Linked DNA regions of Homo sapiens: regions 1, 2 and 3 are each linked to region 4. Evidence: chromatin contacts called from ENCODE Hi-C or POLR2A ChIA-PET data. All regions are on one chromosome and are shown on one strand. Each heading gives the region's core, a stretch centred on a gene start or an enhancer-like site at or near the end of the contact. The rest is flanking DNA. Distances are from core to core; before and after follow the strand shown.

What was found. A loop is a pair of places that touch in the nucleus more often than their neighbours do. ChIA-PET counts read pairs that join two places held with the same protein, here RNA polymerase II (POLR2A). Pooled maps may share reads with other maps.
Region 1: a map of gastrocnemius medialis shows a loop between it and region 4 (17-fold over the local background). The contact joins the enhancer-like site here to the promoter of PDGFRA in region 4. A Hi-C loop is called at or near these places in 6 of 168 maps with a recorded cell type or tissue (Caco-2, PC-3, ascending aorta and 3 more), 5 of 37 single-sample maps with no recorded cell type and 16 of 50 pooled maps.
Region 2: a pooled map shows a loop between it and region 4 (3-fold over the local background). The contact joins the enhancer-like site here to the promoter of PDGFRA in region 4. A Hi-C loop is called at or near these places in 2 of 168 maps with a recorded cell type or tissue (ascending aorta and endothelial cell of umbilical vein) and 6 of 50 pooled maps. POLR2A ChIA-PET finds 5 or more read pairs at or near these places in 1 of 52 experiments (AG04449).
Region 3: a loop to region 4 is called in a map of Caco-2, with 6 times the contacts of the local background. The contact joins the promoter of LNX1 here to the promoter of PDGFRA in region 4. A Hi-C loop is called at or near these places in 2 of 168 maps with a recorded cell type or tissue (Caco-2 and endothelial cell of umbilical vein), 1 of 37 single-sample maps with no recorded cell type and 4 of 50 pooled maps. POLR2A ChIA-PET finds 5 or more read pairs at or near these places in 1 of 52 experiments (WTC11).

What each region holds. Positions count from the first base shown.
Region 1 is chr4:53,655,048-53,658,908 of GRCh38, reverse strand. No RefSeq gene overlaps it. Among named protein-coding and RNA genes, the nearest start is that of LNX1-AS2, 64 kb to the right of the region's middle. Within about 2 kb of position 2,368, at least 6 of the 41 ENCODE cell types and tissues checked have a DNase peak (open chromatin) inside an H3K27ac peak, as active enhancers do; they include ascending aorta and gastrocnemius medialis, where a contact is called at or near this core.
Region 2 is chr4:53,539,736-53,543,134 of GRCh38, reverse strand. All of the region lies in intron 2 of LNX1 (ligand of numb-protein X 1), which reads left to right. Among named protein-coding and RNA genes, the nearest start is that of LNX1-AS1, 41 kb to the right of the region's middle. Within about 2 kb of position 1,439, at least 7 of the 41 ENCODE cell types and tissues checked have a DNase peak (open chromatin) inside an H3K27ac peak, as active enhancers do; they include endothelial cell of umbilical vein, where a contact is called at or near this core.
Region 3 is chr4:53,589,016-53,592,867 of GRCh38, reverse strand. LNX1 (ligand of numb-protein X 1) reads left to right here and starts at 1,382. Exons shown (of 11, transcript NM_001126328.3): 1 at 1,382-1,480. RefSeq lists an enhancer at 1-202.
Region 4 is chr4:54,227,008-54,230,784 of GRCh38, reverse strand. PDGFRA (platelet derived growth factor receptor alpha) reads right to left here and starts at 1,492. Exons shown (of 23, transcript NM_006206.6): 1 at 1,370-1,492. RefSeq lists an enhancer at 2,194-3,019.

The DNA.
Region 1 (3,861 bases), core at 1,119-3,618, 570 kb after region 4:
AGTGTCCTCAGGGCTGGAAACAAAATCCTAGAGGAGGCTACACAGCCTTTGCCTAATAAATGACAGCTTGGTTCTCTTTGCCATGACTGTCCCAGAATGTACAATACTCAGCATTGCACAGAGCCTTGGAGGAGGTAGTTTTACTTCAAAGAGAAATGTCCTTAATTCTTTTAAAAAGGCATGAAATAAAGGAATGTGTCATAAAGGTGACATCTTCCTGACCCCTACGAACCAGATTGCTCAAAATGGCTAAAATTTGTAACAGTGAAGAGTTCAAATCTGTATGTTCTTCCTACCCTGATGAAAAACTTAGAGGCATTGCAAAGAAAATCTGATTTTCTCCATGCAACAACTCATTTCATTTATCCTCATGGCTTTTAGCCCCATCTCTGCCCAAAAATCCCCTTCAAGACAAGATCAAGTGAGATACCTTAGGCATAAAGATAGGAAAAAGATGGCACTTCCTCCAAAACAGCAAGCTGAATTTTCCTGAGAACTGTTTTTAGAAGGAAACTGCAGCCTCTGCAAGCAATTTGGAATTTGTAGAGGGCAGATTTGAGAGCTGGATGTTGGATTTGTGTGCCCAGCTCCAAGACTCACTGTGATTTTGGGCAAGCCACCACATCTTTCTAGGCCTGGTTCTCTTCAATGACATGATGGAATAATTCTATGTCAGCAAAGCACTGCAAAACTATTTAAATGATGACAAAAGTATAGAGCAGAAATGCTAGCTACAGAGATAAGATACATGGGCGTGCATTTGACTGGATTGACTTCATGGCAAAGCCCCTTAATATAAAATTCCTCAGGGAGTTTGCCTGTTTCCTTGAAAAATCTAGAATGCAGGAAGATTTTGTTTTAACACTGGTTTTGCAAACTAGGCAAACACTTGATCTATACACTTTCTAACACGAGCACTAGATTTATTTTCACAAGCATTTTATACATAGGTATAGCAAAGTTGTTTATGGAAAAAACAATTTAAAATACAATTCAAATGATTGAAAATTGGAGGTTGAGGATGGAGAGTTCCATTCTGGCTGAGGACAGAAATAAAGAGCCAATAGGGGATATTAAAGATTGTATCAGCTTTCTGAGGAGCTGGATTAAAAATGACTCAAAGGTGTATCCCGTCCTCTCTGAACTATGGTATGCAAGAGTCCGACTACACCAATCAAAAGAGTGACGGGGAAGAAGACGTAAGCAAGAGAGCAGAGACCTGTCTCAGCTGGGCTGGCATCCCTGTGCATGCGCAGCCTGTTTAAAACAGGGTGATGGCCTGGAGCAGTGGCTCACGCCTGTAATCCCAACACTTTGGGAGGCCGAGGTGGGTGGATCACCTGAGGTCAGGAGTTTGAGACCAGCCTGGCCAACATGGTGAAACCCCGTCTCTATTAAAAATACGAAAAAATTAGTGAGCGTGGTAGCAGGCGCTGGTAATCCCAGCTACTCGGGAGGCTGAGGCAGGAGAATCACTTGAACCCTGGAGGCAGAGGTTGCAGTGAGCCGAGATCCCGCCATTGCACTCCAGCCTGGGCAACAAGGGCAAAACTCCATCAAATAAATAAATAAACAAACGAACAAACAGGGTGACTGGAGGCTGAACAGCCACCCTCTCCATGTCCTCCAAGTCTCATCACACAGAATCCAGCATGCGAGAGAAGGAGGCCCTTGCTTTTTCAATGCAATCCCCTAGTGCTCAGGCGAGAGGTCTGGGAAAGGATGTCCTCCATCCTGTCTCACCAATCTGATTGGTCAGGGACTCCTGATCTCAGCAATCAGATTAGTCAGGAGCTCCCAATCTCACCAATGGGATTGGTTTTTACTCCTAATAGGAGGATTAACTCTGGAGCTTGAGGGAGGCCAGGAGAATGGTTCAATATTGCACTTTCTTGGTGCATCGGAAGCTACTTCCTAATATGGACAAGAAAATAAGTGTTTCCTGGCTCTGCCTCAATGCAAATAAAAAAATTCCAGTGTGAATAAATTATCTCCGAGGCATTCCCAATGTTGTCCAATGCATGCTAACCAGAACCCAAATTAAGATGAGAGCCGGGGAGGGTGTGGCTGGTGATGAGTCACAGTATTTTTACAAATTCATCTAAAACACAAAACAGGCAAACTCCCCACTTAGAGTTTTTGTTCCGAGTCATTTTTGGAGGATATGTTGGTTGTTAGAATTTGGAACACATTTCTTCCCATAAACTGATGTTCTAAATCTAAATGATGTTTGGTTTCCCAGAGCTGGCCCCCAGAAACTTTTAAAACAGTACAATTTCCACTTGGCCCTATCGTTTTCACGGAAAATGAATTACGAAATCTAAAGTGGAAAGCCAGAAGCCTTTATTTTCTGGTTCTTCCCCATCTCTTCCCTGCGCTGTGGAACAGCACTCCCAGAGGCAACAGAAAGTGGTTCCTCTGAAAGGAGGACTCTGGTAGATTCTCTAGGCCACAATTATTTGCTAATTCTCTACATCTGCACAGGGAAAACTAGATCTGTATGTGAATAAAAACATGTGAGTACCTCTCAACAACTATTTAAGAAACTCAGGTTCCTTAACTAACCTGAATTGAGAGAAAAAAGATGATCTCATTCAATTATTCATGTCTTCGTTCAGCATTTTGTTTTATTTAGAATGTATTGTGTAGCAGGCAGGTCTTGGACATATAGTTGGGGACAAAATAGACCTAGCTCCTGACTTCATGGAAGGAAACCTTGTTTTGGAGGGAGGGGTCTCTGTAAGTGGGTAAATTATAAGTTACATAAATATTAGGCAAAATAGGCAAATAAATAATAGACTTACATGTAGTATCAAGTGCTCAAAGGAAATGAGGACAAGGGGCGAGGTCGTGGGGTGTCCCTAGGAAATGACTTTTGAGCTGTGACCTGAAAGATGAGAAAGAGTGAGTTAGGCAGAAAGAGACAGAGAGTCTGTGTGTGAGAGAGGAAGGGTAAAGACCAGTCCAGGAACAAGAAAGCCTGTGAGATGGAGAAAAGCTGGGTGTGTTCAAGACACTGCCATTAGTGGTGCATTCTGTGGTCCAAGTACACTGAGAAGGGAGCGTGCTGAGATAATGCTGGAGAAGTGAGCAGGGAGCACGTTAAGCCAAACCTAGTGGCCACACCAGGGGTTTTGTGTTTCCTCCTGAGTGCAGTGGAGAACCTTGACGCCTCTAGATAGTCTAATGGCATGAGCTGACCTACTTTTTTAAAAGTCTAATTCAGCTGGAATGTGGAGTGCAGATTTGATAGAGGGACAAGGGGCAAGAAGGGAAGCAAGAAGATTCATGAAGAGACTACTGCAGAAATTCAGGTAAGAGCGACAGAGGCTCAGACCATTGTGGGAGTGGAAACAGAGGGCAATGATTGAAATGGATATAAATTTTGAAGGTGAAACTGATGGAACGTACTTCGTGGATTGGATGTGGGACTTGAGGGATGGACCCTGTAGAGGTAACTCCCAGGCTGCAACATTTAGATGGATGAGATGGGGAAACATGAGGCGAGGCAGGAAGAGAAGATGATGAGTTGGCTTTGGCTGTGTGGAGTTTGAGATGGCTATGAGACACTGAGAATGCAGTTGGAAGCCCAGAAGAGAGTCTGAGCCAGAGACACAAATATGGGGATCGTTGGCAGAAAAACAGTATCTGAAGCCTTGGGGTGGGGCTTTGGGCTCCTCACTTCCTGCCCCACTTGTAGGTACATGTGAGTACACTAAGGTTTACCATTAGAGGAGAGAAAGGAAAGCAACCAGGTCATAATGGTTCAAAGAAACCATTTTCTCCCTCCTGTTAACATAAATTCATTTTCACCCTGAGCATCTCATAAGAGTGAAAATGGACCTGAAAGAAAGCTAGCTC
Region 2 (3,399 bases), core at 190-2,689, 690 kb after region 4:
AATTATAACACTTCGGGAGGCTGAGGCAGGAGAATTGTTTGAGCTCAGGAGTTTGAGACAAGCCTGAGCAACATAGTGAGACCCTCATCTCTATTTAAAAACAAAAGTAGCAGACAGGACAATCTGACTCCAAATCCACACCTATGAAGTGCTAATGATTCCTACAGCACAGGATTCCTGAGTAGCAAGTGAGAACCACGTTAGAGGAGCTGGCACCTGGGTGGGCTCATGACCATCAGTTCCCTCTACTTCCACTTGCTTTCCCCCTGATTTATTCCTGATGGGAGAGGGGGGTTCTTACCGGGTTAAACATCACTCTGGGTCACGTGTTCCGAATACAGATTTAAATGCAATTGCAAATGCCAATGGCCTTCTCCACCTTGACCCCTATTCTTACTCAGTGTAAATTAATGTTGAATTTTCTCATTCCGAAATTGTGTTGCCTTCTAAATTACTCCAGTCTGTTCATGTCTTTGTCATGGATTTTCTCTAATTGCAGATGTACCCATGTCTAACCTATTTTTTCCCTCCTCTTGCCTCTGTCCTCTATGGCATTCCCCACCTCAGTGTCATCCATAAATTTTGTGACACTTGCTCCTAGGTCATCAGTCAGAGTATTGATTCAGATCAATGTGATGGTGATTGTTAGGACACTCTTTGAAACACCTTCCCATGGCTGGGCTTAATGCCCCCTTAGTTTGTGATTTCTGATCATTTTCAGCTTTCTTTGGACTAACAGTGAATATAAAATCCCAAGACACTGCGCATTCAGCTCAATCCACCCCCTACCCCATCCCTTTGTATTCTTAATTACAACAACAGTATTACAATCTTTAAGATAATCTCATGAATTTGTCTGTGATCATTTAAATGCAAACTGTCCTTTGTTTATTTATCCCTGGTTTTCTGGAAACTCAATTTTACTTTCCTAATAGTTATTCCCAATTTTTCAAGCTGACAATTGCATATCTCATACACTAATTTTTCACTACCCTTTCCTTCTGTTTTCTCTCTGCATCACTATCACATGTTGTTGGCCTTGTTCCAGTCTTCTGACATCCCCCTGAGTGCAAGGTAATTTTTCAGAAATAATTATTCATTTTTACTGCACCATTGTTCAGTAAGCATATTAGTCAAATTCTATTCCCCAGGGCCATGTGTCATCTGGAGCAGCTGATTTATGCATGCTCATGTTTGCCAAATATTCCTTCACCTATTTTTTGTCCAAGCTTATCTGTGAGGGGTTTATATAATTCTCCAAATTTCACTTATTACAAAGCTATCTGAAAGTAGTTTAGCACTGCAGGGTTTAAACATTTTTATTTTAGTGTTTGCCTCTTTTACTTGTAAATCTGTGTTCCTTCAAGCTTCTTGGCCTACTTTTTTTTAATGACTCAGACTGAGCTTACAAATTTTTAAGTGATTGCTAAGTATTAAGTCGTTCTGTTTTGGCTCATGTGTATTTTTTTCTGCTGAGCTTAATTGAAACAGTCCGTTTTCTTGGCCTTATATTGTTCTTGTCTCAAGTCAGAACTATTCAGTGATCCTAAGAATTTGACACACAACTGAATAGATCCCTGCTTTTTCCATTTGATATAAATGGTTAGAATCTACACTAAAAGAATCATGAACTCTAAGTCTCTTTTAGAAAAAAAATATATATGAAATGTGCTGATTAGATCAGTCTTAGAAACTACCAAGTGTGTCATCTTCCAAAAGCATGGAACTTTCCACTATGTGAATAGTTTGGCACTAATTGTTCACACTTTTCCTTAGAGAAATAATTTTTTTCAGCCCAACCTCTTTTTTTTGACATGATCTTGCCAAGTCAGTGTAGTTTTAGAGAGCCATTTGCTGAAGTTGATTCAGTTGCTAATGGTATCCTAACTTGGTTGTTACCTCCACCCACTCACTAGAGAATCCTGAAATCACAGAACGCATTCCTGCCATTTCTTTCTTTCTTTTCTTTTCTTTCTTTTTTTTTTTTCTTTTTTTTTTGAGTTAGAGTCTCGCTCTGTCACCCAGGCTGGAGTGCAGTGGCGTGGTCTCGGCTCACTGCAAGCTCTGCCGCCCAGGTTCAAGGGATTCTCCTGCCTCAGCCTCCCAGGTAGCTGGGATTACAGGCAAGCACCAACATACCCAACTAATTTTTGTATTTTTAGAAGAGACAGGGTTTCACCATGTTGGCCAGGCTAGTCTTGAGCTCCTGACCTCAAGTGATCCGCCCGTCTCAGCCTCCCAAAGTGCTGGGATTACAGGCGTCAGCCACCATTCCCAGCTCTCCTGCCATTTATTTTTAGAATCAAATACAGTGCCCTTATTTTACTAAAGACAAATGTTTGACCCCAATAAGTGAGGATACTTAAATCAGCACTGTGTCGATGTCTACACAGTCTGTAGCTCTGTTTATAATAATAACAGGGGGGTTTTTTTGTTTTTTGTTTTTTGTTTTTTGAGACAGAGCTTTGCTTGTTGCCCAGGCTGGAGTGCAGTGGCGCAATCTCGGCTCGCTGCAACCTCCCCCTCCTGGGTTCAAGCAATTCTTCTGTCTCAGCCTCCCGAGTAGCTGGGATTACAGGCACCCACCACCATGCCCAGCTAATTTTTTGTATTTTCAGTAGAGACGGGGTTTCACCATGTCAGCCAGGCTAATAACACTTATTTTTAACAAGCTTTCTTACAAGGTGGCATGGCACCTTGAGGTTGAGTTGGAGCACACTCAAGTAAAGCCTCACTATCTTTTCTGGGGAGGCGGGGACAGGGTCTCACTCTCACTCAGGCTGGAGTGCAGTGGCGGAGTCATGACTTACTGCAGCCTCAACCACTCGGGCTCAAGCCATCCTCTCTCCTAAGCCCCCCGAGTGGCTGGGACTACAGGTGCACGCCCCCATGCCTGGCTAATTTTTGTATTTTTTTTTAGAGACAGGGTTTTGCCATGTTGTCTAGACTGGTCTCAAACTCCTGAGCTCAAGCAATCTGCCAGCCTCAGACTCTCAAAGTGCTGGGATTACAGATGTGAGCCACCATGTTGTCATTTGGAGTTGTTAGCAAGAATGGGGTAGTTGCTATGCCATCTTATTTTATTCAGATAGCACTAGATTTGGTATTGATTAGTAGCCCGAGCAAAAACAACTGGAGCAACTGAAAATACTGAAAATACTGAATTTCCAGTTCTAACCACATGGCCAAGTCAACCTTTGCCATGGATGCCCCATGCAAGGACAGTAGAAATCCTAATTGCAGCTGGTTACAGAGAAGGAACAGCCTCACTGGGGTTGACTCCCTCAGCAGATTACAAGAAACCATTGTCCCTGTCCTCCAAAAGCTGACTTTGAAAATATGAAGCGAGCAATATCTTTGATAGTGTGGGTTTTGGGTAACAGCAGTCCTGGTATTTAG
Region 3 (3,852 bases), core at 133-2,632, 640 kb after region 4:
TTCCTTCTCCTCCCCCTTGCTTTGCGAGCTATTGACTGACTGCAGCCAGCTGAGGCCCAGGCTGTGGGAATCCGGACTTCCTTTTCTTCCCTCTCCCATTTTTCCTTCTTCCTCCACCCTCCCCCAAACCAAACCCCAAAACCTCTAGGTAGTCCAATATTAAAACCGGTGGAACAAAAGCATTCCCAAAATCAGGAGGAGGGAAAGAAGAAGACGAGGGAGGCAAAAGTAGGAGGAAAATAGGAATGTCAACATTTATTTTCCTGAAGGGGAAAAAAAATTCTCTCTGGGCAGGCAGGCCATCTTCCGGGACGGGGAATCCACAGTTTCCTCAGGTAATGAGTTCCAGGGATGCTGGATGCAGGTGGTAAAAATACGCAGCGTTTCAATGGGATGATGGGAGATGTTTACAGCCCTCCTGGGAAGATGCCAGAGAGTTTAACAGTCCTGGGATACCTCCCAGCTGCCTGCTCTGGTGCTGGATGAGTTTACGCCTCCTTTCCTGCTGGAAAAGGTGAAGCAACCAGTGACTTGTCCAGGGTCACACACCACGCTTGGGACAGAAATAACTCTGACGTCTCTTTCCTGGCTATATCAGCAGACAACATCGCCTAATGACAGTACTACCATTCCAATCTGAATCATTTAAATTGCTCCTAATTGCAGGCCTGCAGTGCACTGTAACTGCCGTATGACTCTAACTGCCAAGCCAGCCGAGATAGGAATGACTGAAGTTTTGCAAATTCCTGAATATGGAATTAAAAATGCTGGGCGGGGGAGGGGGTAGCGCAAAAGTGTTTGAAAACCACTTTGAAACTGCTGACAGGTATCCTATTTCAAATTGTTTAAAAGATGAATTGGAAATGTCAACTTAAATTTGTCATTTTATTGGAATTAGAGAAACACTTGGTGTTCAAATGGATGCGGTTCGAAAAGGCACCTCAGATATTTCTAAGAAGTTCGGCTTCACACTCTTCCTTTTTGTGTCTGCTAAATTACTGTCTCATTTTGGTGTTTAAACTTCCCTTTTAACTCCTTTGTGGGCAGATATGGGGAAAGGGGAGGGCCTGGGAAACAACCAGGCATTTGACTTCAGATCTGAACACGGGGCTGGACACGTGCTGTGCTCAGGAAAGAAAGTAAATTCCACCTGGCAAATTGCTCTAACTGATTTATTTGTCCACAAAGAGACGCCACCTACCTGCTTGCAGGTATTCAGGTAAATGACAGGTGGGCGGGGCCTCCTGACTCTTTCAATCCCTAAGGTCTCAGCAATGCTTTATCTGTCGGGGCTTCCGTGATGTCACCCATTTCCTGGTCTGGAGCGACCAATGCCGTCCTCCTTCCTCCAGGCACCTGTTCACCGAAGTTGAGGCTGGTCACAACTCCGGCGGCCCAAGGAGCTGCTCGGTTCACCCACAAGGAATGAGAGCTGCCTGCCTGCTGCTGCTTGGAGAGCCCCAGACAGTCGCTTGAAGAGGTGAGTTGAAACCCTCCATTTTTCTCTCTTGGCATTTAGACCACTGGCCCCTGAGGGATCTGAACACGGAATTTGAATGAAAAAATACAAGCTGAACGGCTTGTCGCTAGTGTTTGCCCCAGAGGGAGAAGCTTTTTTGAGACAGAAGAGTAGAGAGATGACTTTGACATTCTAGTTGCACAATAAACTTCTCCCAGGCCAGATATTTAATCCTTTTTGTTTCTCTGATCATTAATCCAGCCTGTGCTTGTCCTCGTACTTGATCTGATTAAAACAACAACAACAACCTAAAGAGAAGTAGAGTGAAGGCTTTTGTTTTGAAACTTAGCGCGAAGGTGCAGATCTGTTCAGCCCGTTTAACGGGGGCTAGGAGGCCAGTGCAGACTGGATTCAGAGTTCTTATTTTTCCTTTTCTTCCTCCCTGTATTTTGATCTAAACCTGTGAAGTGTCCCTAGTTTTTTTTTCTTTCCCCCTGAAAACCTGTTCCTCAGGGCAAATTCTGTTGCCCTATTCAGAAGCTGTGCGTTCCAGTTTTCCTCTCTTCTCTGAAAAAGTCTACCATTTTCTTTGCTCTTTGTTGAACACTCTTTTAAATACGACTTTGCAGTGTGCATTTAGAATTTGTTTACATTTAGACCTGGACTGGCTGCCTGCTGACCTTTGGTTACAGTAAGAATTAATTCCCTCATTGCTGCAAGAATGTGACTTCAGGTCTGATTTTTAATTTTTTGGACCTCTTTGGCTTTTTCTGTCTCTTTTTCTTTTAATAGCAAATATACCGAGGAAGTTGTTCTGCCAGGACCTGGCTTTTAAAGTAATTTTACCTCTAGGATCCATTTTTGTTTTCTTAATCCTGATCACACAGCCTGTATCTTGACAGCCCAATAGTCAAACTCTTTAGCCAATATTGTTGTCAGAGAAAGGAAACCATTTTTAAGCCCAGCTGCCTGCTGGGATGAGCTGGAAAAACTGGAAAAAGAAATAAATCTGCGAGACACTTCATTCTAGATTCCAACATCAGCTGTTTTTCTGAGATTTAAGTTAGCAGATGTTTGCAAGGGAATAATCTGTTAGGAATTATGCTCCTGTTCATCCACCCAGAAATACAAAATGCATGTAAATTCTCCCAAGGTATGAATTGAAACAAGCTGAGATCATTTTTGCCTTAGACAGACAGTCGTTCCTCACCACTAAGAATCTGCCCAGTTCTTGTTGCTAATTTCTGTCTTACTGTTTGGAGGTCCCTATTGTTCTTCCTTAACTGACCTTTGTTTATTATTTTCCCCAAGCTTGTGAGTTTAAGGGGGGGGGTTTGGCCACCACTTGTCTCTTACTAAGGTTCTCACTTGATTCAAAGCTTGGATCTTCTGATAAAAGTGCATCTAAACCTCTCCTCAAGATTACATTGCCTCTGGTTTACCATGGTTGATTAGTGCTTTTCACAGTAGTTAATTTATGATTAAATAAATAATTTCATCACTGTATGTCAGCATGTCTGAGTACTAAAGGAACAAAGCTGTAGACACTGTACCCCCAGGTAGAAGAAAGAAAAGAAGTGACAAAGACTGGAATTCAGAGTCAGATTGACTAGAATGCAGTTGGTCTGTTGGGTAATTTACACACAAGTCCTGTCCAGAGTTCCTGTGGTAACTCCACCCATTGGTTCAAGTGGACATAGGCCTGATGGAAAAATGTGCAATCTCCTTCATTTATATCCTTGAGCAAGTTACTTCTCTGACTTTCAGTTTCTTCATCGGTAAGATGGGAGATAATAATCCCCATGATCTAATGTGGTTGTGAGAAGTAAATGAGGTAGCTAATATATGTTAGCATCCAGCGACCAATGCCTGGTGTTAACTGGTGCTAAACTGAGGCTAGGTTCTTCCTTTGGAAGGAATTTTCCTAGGTTGCTTGGAGGAGAGAGTCTGACTCTATCAAGATAAAGATCATATGTGGTTGCAGTTGTAGGAACCTTGATAGTTCTTGTTATTGTAATTAATTGTAGGTAATTAACTGCAATGTTAACAGTTTGGAAAAAGAAAACAGGCAGGAGAATTCTTAAACAATGTCATCAAACAAGGTGGGCAGATTTGTCTCCGCTAGCCTCACAGGCAAAGCTTTTAGGAGTTGCTGGCTGGCTGTGATTTCTTCCTTTTCCCACTCTAAGGCTCTCATCCTGCAACAGACCCACAAAATGTGATTCTCCATGGGCCTTTCGGGGGAAATGTCCAGTTGTCATTGCTGTAATCTGACTTGGCAGAGAGTTCTTTTTGCTGTCAGTCGTGCTATCTCCAGGGCAGACTGGGTGTTTGGTCTCCTCCAGTCTCACAGATAAACACCCTTCTCCCTAACCAGAGTGAGGGTTCATGCC
Region 4 (3,777 bases), core at 243-2,742:
GAAGCCGGCAGGGAGAGGAATGGAAAAAAGGCCAACTAGAGAGGACCGAGCAGCGCTGGGCGAGCTCAGACGGCAAGTGCCACGCACCCCCGCGCGGAGAAGGGTGCCGGGTAGGGGGTGTCCAGGGCTCGGGTGCCCGGAGGGAGAATATGGTTTACCTCCCACCTTTCTGTCTTACCTGCAAACAAGTTTCCCCAGTTCCAAGTCGTCCCTAACTTCCTCACAAGAAGTTCGGCACCTTCCTGGAGACCTTTCCTCTCTTCCTGCCTGCGGCCAGAACTGAGCGAAAGCAGAGCCCCCGGGCAATGCAGAAATGATTCCACCGAGGAGGGGGCGCGGGAAGACAGGCGGGGGCGGGGGCCACGGAGCACAATGAGGGCCCCTTGGTGTGCGGTTCGAAATTCCTCAAATCCCAGTTGCTGGAATGCGAGGCGACGACGACTTCTTCACTCAGGGCCAAATGTGTTTGTCATTATTCCAGACCGCCCGCCCGCGCCGCCGCTGTCGCCCCCGCGCTAGGGCGTGCAACCCGAGCACACTGCCCGGCAGGCACCCGCTCTCCCTGGCACCTCACTGACCCAACAAACCGCTCCAGAGCGCCCCAAACCCTTGCCCACGCCCGCGCGCCTCTGCTTGTCCCGCAGCCGCCTCACCGCCGCGCCAAATCTGGCCCCGACTCTCTCCCAGAGCAGCGCCGTCCAGTAATCACGCGCATTCGGCCGGCTCCCTGTGCTGTAGGCCAACACCGAGGTCCGGTCTCCAGCCGAGCCCAGCCCGCCTCCTGCGCCCCGCAACCCCTTCGCGCGCCCCCCTCCACGCTCCCCTCCACGCTCCCCTCTCCCCACCTCCCCCTGGTCCCCCAGCCGCGCTCCACACCATGGGCTGCAGCGCTGTCCCGCCAAACCGCAGGCGAGGAATGAAAACACTCATTTAAAACCTGTCGCCTTCCAGGACCCACTGCCAAGAAGAGGGCAAACACCTCTGCCTCCACCCCCAGTTCCTTGGTGTTCGGCCCAGTATTCACGAACACCACCCCCACTCCCAAAAGAAACCTCAAAAATGTAAGCCTAAACAATTTCTTTGGGAGGCCATAGGGTTGTTAGAAAAACATTGTTTTTAAAAATAGGTCTGGAAAATGTGTGTTTAAAAAAAATACCTAGACTTTCTAACTCTATGGTTATCTCCCACCCGTCCCCAAGTGAAGTTTATTCCGAAAAAAAAAAATTACTCTCTGGACACACAACTGGAATCCAGCTCCTTTTTTTTTTTCTTGTCGCCCAAAGTTTGAAGTTACTTCGCTTTCTCCAGTCCCAGAGTCTGATCAGGGACTTCCCTTATAAACAAAAAATCATTTTTTCTTTTCCCTTACCTTCTCCTCCGATGTTATTCCGCAATGAATGTCCCACACATGGAGTAAAGAGCGTGCCCACGGCCTCCAATGATCTCTTGCAGTCTCCTCCTCTGTTTCTCTCCCTGTAGCTCCAACAGTAATGGGCTCAAAAACCGCGTTTTGTAATTGATTCAATGTTATAGTCCATCCTTCTAAAACTAATCATTTGCTCTAAGTAAATAGCTGTCAGGAAATAAGCCCCCCCTCAACCTTGGTCTCTTCAAAATAAAAGTTTCTCTCAAACTCCCTGCGCTCCGAATCTCCCAGTGTCCAGATTGCGCCTTCGCTTTTTGCTCTTACGCAATCAGGGGGTCCAGTCCCAACCCCCAGACTTCGACAACAACTGGGGGGCGGGGAGAAGCAGACCAGATGGGATGGGGGGTGGTGGAAGGGGGAGGTGTTGGTGCTCTGCCGGGAAAGAGGTTTTGTGAAACTACAAACAGCCCATCATTTCCAGAATGAGTTTGCCTCCCCATTTTGGGGTTATTTTCTTAGACTGCTATAGTTTTGTATTCTCTTTGAAAAGAAGAAAAGGAACATACAAAATTGCATTTAATACCCAGAGAGAATATAAATCTAGAATCAAGAAATGTCCCTTCTACAAACTCGGCCCAACGAGAAATAGGGCCCTCGGGAGAAATCTCCAAGCGGTTGCGCCGTTTTGAACTAGGGGTCTTTTAGGGGAAGGGCTATATAGTTGCTAGTTATTTAATAGGATTGGGCAAACTGTTGAGTCCAATATGACAATGATGGGTTTTTGTTTTGTGTGGTGTGTGTGTGTGTACAAGACTGGGTGGTCTGAAATACGGTACAAAGAAAAGAGGGTCTGTGTAGGTTTGGAACGTTCTCCGATAGAACGACCTTTACTCCCTTGAAGTCACTTATCTGGTCGTGCCTTTGTTTTCGGGGTTATCTGGGCGAGGTTGCCCTGGCTTCTATCTCGCATACAAAAAAAGCTCAAGCTTGGGCGTTTGAGGAATCGTACCACCGCCTCCGCGTCGTGGGGGAGGATGCCTTTTGATTCTCCCTCCGTTCCCTCCCGCCGCGTGGGTCGAACCCTACGAATTCCTTGGAATTGACAGCTGAGCCCCAAACCCTGCGCCCAAGGCGAGAGGCCAGTGTCGGGAGGAAACGATCCTGCCGGCGAGGGAAAGGGGGCGCTGATGCTCCAGGAACCAGACCTGGGCAGAGTGGGGCTTCCCAGCGACAGCGGGGGAGGGGAGCGCGTTCACCTTCATCGCTCTCTGATTTTTGAATTCTCCTGTTGGGGTTGGGGGTCATCCTTCATCCTTCTCCCTCAACCCCACCCCAACACACGCACTCTGAAAATGGCCAAAGTGGCCAGGTTGGGACTGGCATGTCCAACAGCCGTCTCCTCCTTCACCAGGAGGGTGGACACAGTGCAGTGGACAGGGGAGAGTCACAGAGAAGTACTCCAACGGGCGCGGTGCTGTGCCTAACCAGGACAGGATCTTGGGATGTCAGCCTCGAAAACAGGGCGCCTGGGGCTGCGCTGGGGGTCCCATTGCCGCAGTTCTTCTACGCGACCCGCTCTCGTGCATCTTCAGCTTGGGTGACTGCACCGCTCGCTATTACTTCCACATGTCCCTTCAGGAAATCATTGAAGGCAAATATATGAACAGCCCCTTGTTCGGAATGCTAACAGGATACCGTAATGTTTGTAGAAAATGAGCGGGAACAAACGATCCCCCCAAAAATCAGAGTGCGGAATAAAAGGCAAAAGCGGGTGCTGGGCCACATGCTGTTAAGTTGAGAACCGGGTTTTTAGGCTAGTTGCCCCAGAGGGTAGGAGGCGAGACAGACAGCCTACCCAGAGGGGCTGCTTTGCTTCGGCGACACTGTTAGTCCGGTCAAGCCAGGGTCTTCCGTCCGCAGGGCCCCAGCGCTCTCCGCCCACAAATGGTAACTTCACAGTTCATTTCAGAGCCGTTTAATGGGGCCCGAGAAGCAGTCCGGGCGGGAGTGTCTCCAGGCAGCGACTCCTCGGGAGTTTAAAGCAGAAAGCAATGGATGAGCAAGCGAGCACCCAGTTGTCCTTCTGGTAGTAATTACCTGCCTAATTTGAATGATGCCTTTGTTATGATCATTAACAAACATTTGCTAAAGGTTTCCATGTGTGACATTCTGGAAGGTTTAAAGGCCTGAGGAGCTGACTCCAGGGATAGTGCCCCGGTGGGGGGTGGCGCAAGAAAGCAAATGGTTGGGGGAAAATTTTGCGGAGAGACTGTGCAAAGAAGAGAGGTCAACATCTGCCTCCTCTGCAAAAGCAAAATAAACCCAGTGGTCAGGAGCAACCTCCGGACAGGAGGCCCTCGAACCGAGGCGGTTGGTTCCTTAAACCGAGTCCTGCCCCCACAGCCCCCGCC